Regions from separate parts of the Homo sapiens genome. Here region 2 is linked to region 1. Evidence: chromatin contacts called from ENCODE Hi-C data. All regions are on one chromosome and are shown on one strand. Each heading gives the region's core, a stretch centred on a gene start or an enhancer-like site at or near the end of the contact. The rest is flanking DNA. Distances are from core to core; before and after follow the strand shown.

Evidence for each region. A loop is a pair of places that touch in the nucleus more often than their neighbours do. Pooled maps may share reads with other maps.
Region 2: a loop to region 1 is called in a map of gastrocnemius medialis, with 2.8 times the contacts of the local background. The contact joins the enhancer-like site here to the promoter of AGBL1 in region 1. A Hi-C loop is called at or near these places in 1 of 168 maps with a recorded cell type or tissue (gastrocnemius medialis) and 1 of 50 pooled maps.

Annotation. Positions count from the first base shown.
Region 1 is chr15:86,075,280-86,081,323 of GRCh38, forward strand. AGBL1 (AGBL carboxypeptidase 1) reads left to right here and starts at 4,592. Exons shown (of 23, transcript NM_001386094.1): 1 at 4,592-4,744. The coding sequence starts at 4,694.
Region 2 is chr15:86,179,686-86,186,347 of GRCh38, forward strand. The region is part of intron 5 of AGBL1 (AGBL carboxypeptidase 1); the gene reads left to right. Among named protein-coding and RNA genes, the nearest start is that of LINC01584, 66 kb to the left of the region's middle. Within about 2 kb of position 4,271, at least 2 of the 41 ENCODE cell types and tissues checked have a DNase peak (open chromatin) inside an H3K27ac peak, as active enhancers do; they include gastrocnemius medialis, where a contact is called at or near this core.

The DNA of each region.
Region 1 (6,044 bases), core at 3,342-5,841:
CTTAGCTCCAAGTCACATAGCTAATAGACATGGGAGCAAAAGCTTGAAACCACGTGTTCTGTGTTTAGAGTGGAGCGGGGCTGGTTCCAGGTGCAGTAGTAGAGGAACTCCCTGCTTTCATGCCTCCTCTTCTGCCTGTGGTACCTGCACTCTTGAGCGCTAAGTCACTGCATCTTTCAAGGCACGGCTAAGACTCCTGGAAGTTGTGCTGCCATCCTCATGGCAGGGCATGCTCTCCTGCTACCTACTCTCTCCCTTCTACTCTCAGGAAAGAAATCCTGTTTGCCATTTATGAATTTAAATCTATGGGCCGGGTGCGGTGGCTCACACCTATCTATAATCCCAGCACTTTGGGAGGCCGAGCTGGGCGGATCACCTGAGCTCAGGAGTTTGAGACCAGCCCGGTCAACGTGGTGAAACCCCAGCTCTACTAAAAATACAAAACTTAGCCGGGCATGGTGGTGCACTCCTGTAATCCCAGCTACTCAGGAGGCTGAGGCAGGAGAATCACTTGAACCCAGGAGATGGAGGTTGCGGTGAGCCGAGATTGCACCGCTGCACTCCAGCCTGGGCAACAGAGTGAGACTCCATCTCAAAAAAAAAAAAAAAAAATCTATGGAGAATTTATCTTCTAGGGACCTTTACTCTCAATGGAAAAATCTCAGTTCAGCCTCACTGCTATTTTGGTTACAGATACAACATTTATCCCCCTTTTAGAGGTGATGACATTAGACTGAAAAGATGCTTTGGGGATATGGGGTCATGCTGAAAACTCATATTGGTCTCACCTCTGGATAAACCCCCAAGCTTTTTTCACATTCAGCAGTGTTTAGCCAAGCCTCCCAACCTTATTTTTGTCAGGTGGTAGTGAAGACCTGGGGGAGGGAATTTCTACTCTTGGCTCTATTATATTTCATCCTGTAGGATCTGGTCCATTACTCAAGGCTGTTGAAATCTTTTTGGATTCCAACTCGGTCATCTGACATATTCGTATCTTTCTTAACTGGGTGTCATCCGAAAATCTGATGAGCGTGTAGCCTTTATTTTCACCCAAGTCATTGATAAAAATGTTGAATAGGAAAGAGCAAGGGGACTGAATAAATGCTGTTAGAAAACCGTCTATGTCAGTGTCAATTTATTAATTACTACTCTTTGAGTCTGGCATTCTGCTCACTATCGAATTCTTCTAATTATAGAAGCCTGCACTTCTTTCTCTGTGTTATTCATAAGATATGAGAGTCTTGAGTCTGAGATGATGGGATAAGAGGGCAGGTGTGCGGCAAAGGATTAATCTTGCCTAAAGGAAGATTTGTTCCTCGTCTAGCCCTGGGAGCTAATCTCTAAATCCTTGGAATGTCCTGCCTCGTGAGTGTCTTTGTTTACCTGGGGGCCCTGGGCAACACAGTATAAGCTTGACCTCTGGCAGGGATAGAGACTAAGGCCATTCATGTCTACATGACCAACTCCCAATAAAACCCTGGACACCAAGGCTTAAGTGAGCTTCCATGGTTGACAATACCCTGTGTGTGTTGCACACATTGTTGCTGGGAGTGTTGGCTGCATAACTCTATAGGGGAAGGAAAACTGGAAGCTCACGTATGGTCTCTCCTGGACTCTGCTCTATGTGCCTCTCTCTTTTTGCTTATGTGGATCTGTATCATTTCACTGTAATAAACTATAACTGTGAGTCCTAGCAAATCACTAAACCAGAAGGTGGTCTGGGGGATGCCTGAATTGCAACAGGAATCTCTGGATTACATGAAATGTGTCTTTCTTTAAAGCCAGAGGACTAAGATCTCTCTGAATTTCTGCTTGAACCTCCTCTCTGGCTTCCCTAAACCCTTTCTTCAGAAGATATTATGTAAAATGTGTAGGAAGTCCTCTCTCAGCTTCACAAAGAAGCCTCCTCCCCCATGGCCTGCCCTAGGCACTGACCAACCCCTCTTGCCTGCCCCGTGTGGTTTAATGAGTACTCACTTCAGTCTACTCTGGGTAGGATATTGTATTGCCCAAGCAGACTCCACACTCACCTGCCTTTCAGGAGAGTCCCTGCTAAAATCCAGATGTTAACTGGGGAAGAGCATAATTCCCTGCTGTCACCCATTTATACTTCAGCCTAAAGTAATCAGTTCACTAACAGAATGGGCTGTCATTAAGATAGAATTCAGGAGAGGGGAGTTCGGGTGTGGGTACTTCTGGGGCTTTCCCTAACTATGAGAGTGAAGAGGGTTCTGCTAGGCAGGGAAACAGGGTTGCTGGGGTCTCCACAGGGCTCTGTTGAGGCATAAGGGAGGAGCGTGCTGAAGGAGCGGCGGAGGGCTGACAATAAGCTGGCCTACATCCTAGTTTTGTTAGAAAAATTAGAGGGTGAAAACTAGCACTTTGTTCCTTCTCTGGCATCCACATGTATCCACATGGCCAAGTGGGCAGTAACTTTCCAGAGGATGAAGGGGAGAGCAGCCAAGCTGGGCATGGGAGGCAGATGTGTCACCTGAAAGAGAGGGAGCCCATTCCTTATCTCACAAGGGGTTTACTGGAAACCAGGTTCCTGGCACTGCGGTGGGGGGAAAGTCATCATTAAGTAGAAGAGAGCAATCCTTTACATATAGGATTTTAATCTCACTTCTGCCCTATGCAATTCCAGGCAGCTTAACCGAGACACTCTTCAAAATGGAGAAAATTTTGCTCCAATTCTAATATCAGGGAGTGTGACCACAAAACCTTTAGTTCTCTCCTCTGAGGTCATTTTTATGACTTCTCACTACTTTTTATCTTTGAACTATTTTTTAGGTCTATGTTGGGAAAATGGTTTTGTTTCTTTCTTCCCCCATCTCTTTTCTTTATCCTCCAGTTGACAACCATGAAATGATCTCCCCTTAAGACAATCACATGAGACAGTTCTGTCTTCCCTTCACCCTGGGCCTTAGAGGATTAGAGAGCACATGCCCTAAAAAGCGTCACCCTCCCATAGAAATCCATAGAGAACCTCTATTTCTACCCTCCTGGCAGCAGATGTAGAGAAATTGGGGTAGGGGTAGACGGCGTCAACCCCACCCCGCAAGCTTCATAAATGTGAGCGCTTATAGTCAGTTCCCAAGATGGGAGGCCTTCATATTTAAAGCCATTAAGTGGAAATTTCTTGAGGGCAGGACTACATGAATTTGCCCTTGAATTGAGGGTTTGGCCAGGCCTGACCCCTGACTCGGGACTTCAGAACACTTAGGCCAAGCAGGATCTGGAAATGCAGTTTCTTCAGTCACCCCAATGTGCTTGGTACCTGCCTAATGAATGCTTGTGATGCTCACAGAATCTCCCTAAACTCCGCACGGGGGTGTTGGCTGGCAGCCCACTCCCCCAGTCACTGAGACTCTTCTATAATACCTGACCGTGCTCTCAGTCAGAATCTCCACTGAGCTCAGCGCTCCAATTTCATGCAATAAAGCGAGCTTTCAACACAGTAAAGTTGTGCTTTGACCTTGCTGGGCACTCGTTTATTGGGTCAAATATTGTCAGAGTTGTTGAACACGCAGGCAATGTAATCAATATAGTCGAAATTGGAGATTTCCAAACTTTAATCCTCTGGTCATTTTGTTAACCAGCTCTAAATCCCCCGAGGATCTGGTTTAAATGCAGTTTCGGACACAGTAGTTCTGGGGAGAGGCGTAACAAGCTTCCAGGTGACGCCCTAGCACCATACTTTGAGAAGTCAGCATTGAAGGGTGTTGATATGGGGAGGAGGAGAAGCTAGTCGCTAAGACTCTGCTCACACATCCCTAGCAGAAAACATAGAAAGTGATCATGGATTCTACATTGGTCTGAAGGAAACTTGTCCCGGGCATCTGCTGTCCCTGAGGCTGAGGACATGGCTCTCAGACCTCCATTACTTTGAAGTGTTTGCTGCAGCAAGAGGCAGGATGGTGCAATGGGTAGTGCTTGTGTTCTGGTGCCAGCTTGCCTGTTTGAGGCCTGGCATGCAATTCTAAGCTCTGTGTTCTTGTGGCTTAACATTTCAGTGCCTTAGTTTTCTTATTTGTAAAACAGGGATAGGGTAGTCATAATAGTACCCACCTCTATTAGGTTACTGTAAAAATTAAAAGATTACGTAAGGGACGTGGTCCATAAAAAATGTCCAGAATACTTATTTTCCTTTTCAGCCAGAGCTCCTGTTTCTAAGCCTGGGACCTCAGGGGGCCCTGGGTTTCTATGCCCTGAACTGCCACAGTTGTGCAAGCACTCTTGGGTCTCCTGTTACCCGGGAGCCGGCAACAGACCAAAATAAAGAGGTGGGGTGGGGTAGCGGGGCGGGCTGAGCGAGCCTCTAGAGGGAGTCTGACCAGGTCAGCTGGGAATGCCTGTCAGCCATCCAGGGTGGCTTCTCCTTTGCTCTGCTCCTGCATGGGCCTGGAGGTGGGTGAGTGACTCATGCTGGTGCCCTCCCCACCCCTGCACCCAAATGCTCAGCCCTCCCCACAGCAGGGGCTCACCTAATCCCCACAGTGGGAGTCGGTGGGTATTCACGCCTGTGCCGAGGTCTAGGGTTGCACCGCGCTGACTTCACACTCAGCAGCATGTGCAGCTGAGGCCTCCGGGCAGTCGTCTCCTGCGAGGCGGGCAGCGAGGTCAGCTTGGCAGCCGCTGCCTCTCCAGCCTGGATCTGGCCGCAGGCAGCGGTTCCCTAGGACCCGAGAAAAGGATGGCCGAACAAGAAGCTAGTGGGCTACAGGTCCTGCTGCACACGCTTCAGGTAGGAAAGGGTAGAGTGGGTGCAGAACCCGGCGGGCTGGGTGTTTGCCTGGGCTGGCCTGCCTGGGAGCTATGCACACAGTCCCCTCTGGCAGTCACTGGCCCAGTTTGTTAACAGCAAGAGAACAGGAGTCGGCTCTCACCTTGAAGCTGACCTAAGTGATGCTATGGAATTCAAATATTAAACACGACGATGTTGATGATTGTTCTGCTTAAATTATTGATCCTCGTGGGATCAGAGGCTCTGGGTAAAAGATCCGAGTTTTCTAGAAATGGGAAAGGTGGAGAAAAAGCCTGTTTGGCAAATGAAGGGGACCTGTTGAGGCTCCTCCTGAATAAGGCTGGAGACCTGCTGAGAGCATGCAGAGCTGTCTGGGAGGACAGGGTAGGTGAGGAGAGGACCCTTCTGGGTATCTCCTGCTAAATGGCTATCTTACTGGGCTCCCACATTGTAGTTACATCAGAATGGCCTGGGATGCCGACTATCAGTGCATTTTCCCAGGCAGGATCTGACTAGAAGGTGTTTGAATCATGTAGGGCAGTAGCCTGGGAAACTGCCTTCTCCCTGGGGGATGCTATTCATTCCTAATTTTGAGAATTCTTGTTCTACAGCAGTGGTTTGCAAACTTGTCTGCACATTAGAATCACCTGGAGAGGGTCAAAAAATACTCATGCTTGGGACCCACCCCCAAAGACATGGATTTAACTGATCTAGGGATCAATCCGAGCGTTAGAGTTTGAAAACTCCCCCGGGGTCTCCATGTAGATTTAAGGCTGAGAACCACTACTCTCTATGCTTGTAGTTAGCTGGATTCAGAGGATGCCAGTGTTCAAAAAGGCCCAAGGGGTCTTCTACCCCAGGAGTTTAAGCTGGAAGTTCCTGGAAGGGGTCACAAGATGATGGGCTTGTGGGGGCGGGGGGGGGTCCATGACCCCATTCCCCTGTTTAGAATATAAACATTTTGTACGTATTTTCCTTTTTCCCTGTTGGGAAAAATGTTCTTAATTTTCCTCTGATTGTTTTTGTTTTTATTTTGTTGAGACAGCGTCTCACTCTGTCGCCCAGGCTGGAGTGCAATGGTGTGATCTCGACTCACTACAACTTTTGCCTCCCAGGTTCAAGCAATTCTCCTGCCTCTGCCTCCCAAGTAGGTGGGATTATAGGCTCCTGCCACCATGCCTGGCTAATTTTTTGTATTTTTAGTAGAGATGGGGTTTCACCATGTCGGCCAGACTGGTCTCAAACTCCTGACCTCAGGTAATCCACCTCGGCCTCCCAAAATGCTGGGATTACAGGCGTG
Region 2 (6,662 bases), core at 3,021-5,520, 100 kb after region 1:
TACTGGCGATTCTAGTCAGTGAAATAAGGCAAGGAAAAGAACTAAAAGACATCCATCTGGGTAAAGAAGATGTAAAACTATTTGCAGATGATTATCTTTGTAGAAATTCCAACGGAATCTATACACAAAAAATTACAAGAACTAATAAGTGAGTTTACCAAGGTTCCAGGATGCAAGATCAACATACAAAAAATTTATATTTCTACATAGTGCAACAAATTATTGGAAATACATCACTGAAAATTTTTAATAATATAGTTTACAATAGCAATGTAAATGTAAAAACTTAGGGATAAATCTGCCAAAAGATGTAAAAGACCTGTACACTGCAAGCTACAAAACAATGTTGAAACAAATGAAAGAAGACATAAATAGAGAGATAACTAGAGGTAATGGTTCAGAAGACTTAATATTGGCAAAATGTCAATTTTCCTTAAATTGATCTATAGATTCGTTGCACTCCCAGTGAAAATTGTGAAGGCTTTCTGTATGTTGTGGAAACTGATACATTGATTATAAAATTCATATGGAAAGACCAAGGACCTAGAATAGCCAAAGCAAATTTGAAAAAAAAGAACAAAATTGGAGGACAAAGAATACTTTAAGATTTATCATAAAGCTACAGTATGGAAGATAGTGGGGTATCAGTGTCAAGATAGATTAATGGAACAGTATAGACACTTCAAAAATAAACCCATGCATGAACAATTAATTTTTGGCACAGGCAAATTTCACGGAGGAATAATAGTATGTTCAATAAATGGTGCTGGAAAATCTGGATATTCATGTGCAAATGATAGATTTCAGCTTATACTTTACAACATAAACAAAGATGAATATAAAATGGACCATAGACTTAAATGTGCAACCTACAGCTATAACATTTCTGGAAGAAAACACAGAGGAAAACCTTTGTGATCTTCAGCTAGGCAAAAATTATTTATATAACAGCAGTGAAAACACAATTTATAAACAATTGATAAACTGTACTTTATCAATATTAAAAACTTCTGTAGCTCAAAAGGCATTATTAAAAGAATGAAGACACAGGCTACACACTGGGAGACAATATTTGCCAATCATGTACCTTGTAAAAAAGTTTTATTCTGTATATACAAAGAACAGTTAAAATTAAATAATAAAAAAGAACAATCCAATTAAAAATGGACAAAAGATTTGAACAGATATGTCACTAGAGAAGATATACAGATAGCAAATATGCACATAAAATATGCTCAACATCAGAATTAATTAGGGAAATTCATATTAAAACTGTAATATGATACTACTACTTACTTTTAGAATGGTTAGAAATTAAAAGACTGACCATCACAAGAATTGGCAAAGAAGAACACCAACACTCACACTTTGCTGGTGGGAATGGAGAAATGGTGCAACCACTTTGGAAAACAGTCTGGCAGTTTCTTAAATATTAAACACACACCTATCATATTGTTCACACACTCCTCTTCTGGGTATTCATTTACACAATAGAAATGAAAGCATATATCCTTACAAAGACTCATTTACAAATTTTCATTGCTTCATTATTTATTTGTAATAGCCGAAAGCTGGAAACAATCCTTACATGTATCAAGTGGTGAATAAACTGTAATGTTTTCATACAATAGAATATTGTTCAACAATACAAAGAGAAAATTATTGATATATGCTGCAACATGAATAAATCTCAAAATAATTATGCTGAATGAAAGATGCCAGATTAAAAAGTATATACTGTATTATACCATTGTATTAAATTCCAGAAAATGTAAAATAAACTATGGTGAGAAAAGGAAGATGAATGGCTGTCTGGAGATGGGGGTTGGAGGTACATATGGAGTAGGAGGGAGGGATTATAAAGAAGAATGAGGAAAATTTGAGGAGGATATTGATATTCATTATCTAGATTGTGGTGATGTTTCAAAGGTACATACATGAAATCTCATCAAGTTATACATTTTAAATGTGTATAACTTATTGCATGCCAATAATAAGTCAATACATCAGTCAAAAAACTAAAAAAGTTCACTTTATATTAAGGAATATGCATAGTAAAATCTTTAAAGAAGGATACCAATAACTAGTTATTTTGAATGGTGGGGGGTAAATGATTTATTTTTTGTATAACATTAGAAATTACTTTTATAATTATTAAAATTAAATGAAAATAATTTCAGTACTATCTAGTCGAAAATATATTCTTTTTGATTGTGTGGCTACAGGCAAATGCATTATAACTAACAACACCATCATCAATAATTAGATCATGCATTCATTCATTCAAAAAGGAATTGAGGGGAGTTTTGACAGATGAACTAGATTTAACTCATCAGTGTTGGGGATGGAAAGGAAGTGAATAAAATAGAGAAGGGTTTTTTGAGCATAGAATGAGAGCATTAGCAAATGCACAAAGCAAGAAATGGACTGGTTTCGGTGGGACAAATAATTGGTTGGATATTAATATAAGGTAACATTTGAGACGAGTGGTAATGGGAGAGAAAGGCATAAACCAATTCAAGGTCTTGCCTCTATATCTTGTCCACTTTTGTTCTCCCTTGTTTCCTTTTTTTCTCTCTGCTCCTCTTCCTCCCTTCCTCTCTTCTTCCCTTTCTCTTCTCTCCCTTTGTCATCTTAGGTTTTTTGCATGCTAGGGAAATTCCTTGTGTTTGTTTACAACCTGAATAATTCAATTTTCTGCTACATCCTATCTGCTGTTTACTGTCTCCCACAAAGTATCTAACTATATATTTCTCTCTCTCTCTATATTCAGTTCTTTATATTCTTAGATTTATGGTCTCATGACAGCTTTGGTCTAGTGTTATAGACCCAAATGGCCCCTAGAATATTCTCGAGAATGCAAATCAAGTACTTCCAAATTAATTTCCTTTTTCTAAATTACATTTACTCTCTTTCACAAGAAGTTACCCCTTGAATATTCAGGAAATTGATTACCTCCTTTTTTTGAACTAAAGAATAGTTTTCTTTGCTATTTCAGCATTGCAGAAGCAGAGCTGTTCTCTCAGTATTAGTTTTATTTAATAAGTCACATTGGATTATGCTGGAGTTTGATATAGATCTCTCCTCAAATATTTTATAGGAGGATCTCTAAGATCAGAATAAAAGAAGCAAAAGGAAACCCTAGTAGTACAATTTTAGCAGTTTACATGTGGCGTTTGCAGTTTACAGTTTCCTTGGAGAAGTAGTGTAGTGGAACAGGTCTATACCCATAGCAAGAGATGTTGTTATTTTATTTCAGTATCACTAATATGATGCTCCCCATTATGGCTAATTCTCATGTGTGTGTGTGATTAAGAGCAAACTTTGAGAAGTTCTCATATGCAGGTTTACTAAGGAGGAAGGTAATCAAACTCATGCTTATCCAAAAGATTCTTACGTGGTTTTGACCTTGAGTTCTTGTTTCTCTGGGATAGGGGATTTCTCCAGTGTTTACTGGTGCCTCTGTCCGATCTCTGGCTATCAGAGAGTTCTAAATATTTTACTTTGGCATATTCCATTCCTGTTTCTCAGAACTGCTAAAATTTTTGCAGTTTGAATATTTTTATGAGACTTTCTAAAGGGTAAATAACACAATTTTTGACTCTATGACATATCAGTAAGTTTTTTAATTCCATAGAATCTTTAAATGCCTTATGCAAATGAAAAAGTAAAAGGTATTCAATCCAATACCCTCACTTTATAAACAGGGATAATGAGTCCAAAATAGATGATTTCCTATAATTTACACAAGTAAATAGTGGGTAGAAAAGCTCAGAGAAGACTCCAGGTCTCCTGATGTCCTATGCATATGTATTTTCACCACACCATGCTGTAGCATGATGAGTTTTTTCCTCAAATTTAAAAACAGAAATGACTAAATGACTAGAATAAATAAATAAAACATGAGCAGTGGACAGTTTTACTGGAGCCCAAGGGCTCTAAAGAGGAAAGAGCCAGCCTCAGACCTCTGTTTCCTTGAACTAATTTGTTTTTGAAAATGGTCCACCCTAATCATAGTAATCCTCATCACACATAATAAAATCACATTTTATGTGGTGTTTCAGGCCAAATGAATCCCCCAAAAATGCTTTTCAGAGCTAATACCAAAGTCCCTCAATCAGATGATGCCGTTACGAAATTAAATAATTAAACTACAGAACTAAAATATAAAAGGGTAAGAGGGAACGTGGAAAATGATCATTCTGAAACAAGATCAAGAGTCAATGAGGCAGAGAAACATGAGTCAGATCCAGATGGCAGCCACCCACTAATCCTCAGCACACTCGTGCCTGCCTGTCATCTCTTGGTAGCCGTGGGTGTTACAGCTCCAGTTTGCCACAGCCACAAGCTGGTGTACACATTCCTTAAGACAGAAAGAGATAAAGTGTTATAATGTCTTATTGATAGAGATGTGATTTCCAAGAAATGCAAAGAAAATTGCTTTTAAAAAATTTAATTTGCTGATTTTTCTCTCCATTGTTGGGAGAACCCAAATATTGACTTCTTAAATTTTGTTTGTAGTGGAGACAAATGTTCATTCCAAGTAGCATCCTAGTAGTAGTCTTTTTCTCATTAGGGTTGCAGTGAAGGCTGAAATGAGTTCATTGAGTAATTAGTCATAAGGTCCATAGTAATTCTGTCTGTTAAAGCAGAAGTATAAGAGTGTATATTGGAGGGCAATTGTTAAAAGGCTTTTGATTTTCCATGGACTTTTATACACGATCTATTCCTTATTTCTTTTTTCTTTCTTTTTTTTTTTTTTTGTCTCAAGAGGGCAAACAGCTTAAAAATGGAGTCTTAAAATCATTTCCTGAATTTGAATGTTGGCCTGCCTGGCTAGGTTGGGGAAGTTCTCCTGGATAACATCCTGCAGAGTGTTTTCCAACTTGGTTCCATTCTCCCCGTCACTTTCAGGTACACAAATCAAACGTAGATTTGGTCTTTTCACATAGTCCCATATTTCTTGGAGGCTTTGTTCATTTCTTTTACTCCTTTTTCTCTAACCTTGAAAATGGCCATACTGCCCAAGGTAATTTATAGATTCAATGCCATCCTCATCAAGCTACCAATGACTTTCTTCACAGAATTGGAAAAAACTACTTTAAAGTTCATATGGAACCAAAAAAGAGCCCGCATTGCCAAGACAATCCTAAGCCAAAAGAACAGAACTGGAGGCATCAAGCTACCTGACTTGAAACTATACTACAAGGCTACAGCCAAAATTGACAAATGGGATCTAATTAAAGAGCTTCTGCACAGCAAAAGAAACTACCATCAGAGTGAACAGGCAACCTACAGAATGGGAGAAAATGTTTGCAGTCTACTCATCTGAAAGGGCTAATATCCACCATCACAAAGAACTCAAACAAATTTACAAGAAAAAAACAACCCCATCAAAAAGTGGGCGAAGGATATGAACAGACACTTCTCAAAAGAAGACATTTATGCAGCCAACAGACACATGAAAAAATGCTCATCATCACTGGCCATCAGAGAAATACAAATCAAAACCACAATGAGATACCATCTCACACCAGTTAGAATGGCGATCATTAAAAAGTCAGGGAACAACAGGTGCTGGAGAGGATGTGGCAAAATAAGAACACTCTTACACTGTTGGTGGCACTGTAAACTAGTTCAACCATTGTGGAAGATAGTGTGGTGATTCCTCAAGGATCTAGAACTAGAAATACCATTTGACCCAGCCATCCCATTACTGGATATATACCCAAAGGATTATAAATCATGCTGCTATAAAGACACATGCACACGTATGTTTATTGCGGCACTATTCACAATAGCAAAGACTTGGAACCAACCCAAATGTCCATCAATGATAGACTGGATTAAGAAAACGTGGGACATATATACCACGGAATACTATGCAGCCATAAAAAAGGATGACTTCATGTCCTTTGTAAGGACATGGATGAAGCTGGAAACCATCATTCTCAGCAAACTATCTCAAGGACAAAAAACCAAACACTGCATGTTCCCGCTCATAGGTGGGAATTGAACAATGAGAACACTTGGACACACGAAGGGGAACATCACACACTGGGGCCTGTCGTGGGGTGGGGGGCTGGGGGAGGGATAGCATTAGGAGATATACCTAATGTAAATGACGAGTTAATGGGTGCAGCACACCAACATGGCACATGTATACATATGTAACTAACCTGCACGTTGTGCACATGTACCCTGGAACTTAGAGTATAATTTAAAAAAATCGTTTCCAGTTTCTTAAAAAGGGGATTCTAAAATAAAAATTTTTTTTCTCTCTCAAGTTCAGCTTTTGTTTTTGAAAATTACCTTTTAAGTAGTTCCTATAGGGTGGGATTTCATCACTAGATCTGGTTTATGGGTGTCCAAAACTTGAACAATTGAATTCATTCAAATCTTTGGGAGAAGGTGTATTTGCTGTCCCCCAAAATGGGTTTGAAAATATCACGCGTTCTGTTCTTACTTTTAAGTGAGAGCTGAATGATGAGAACACATGGACACATTGCGGGGAACAACAGGCGCTGGGACTTGCAGGGGGCGGGGCATGGGGAGGGAGGGTATCAGGATAAATAGCTAATGTATGCTGGACTTAATACCTAGGTGATGGGTTGATCTGTGCAGCACAGGTTTACCTGTGTAACAAACCTGCATATCTTGCA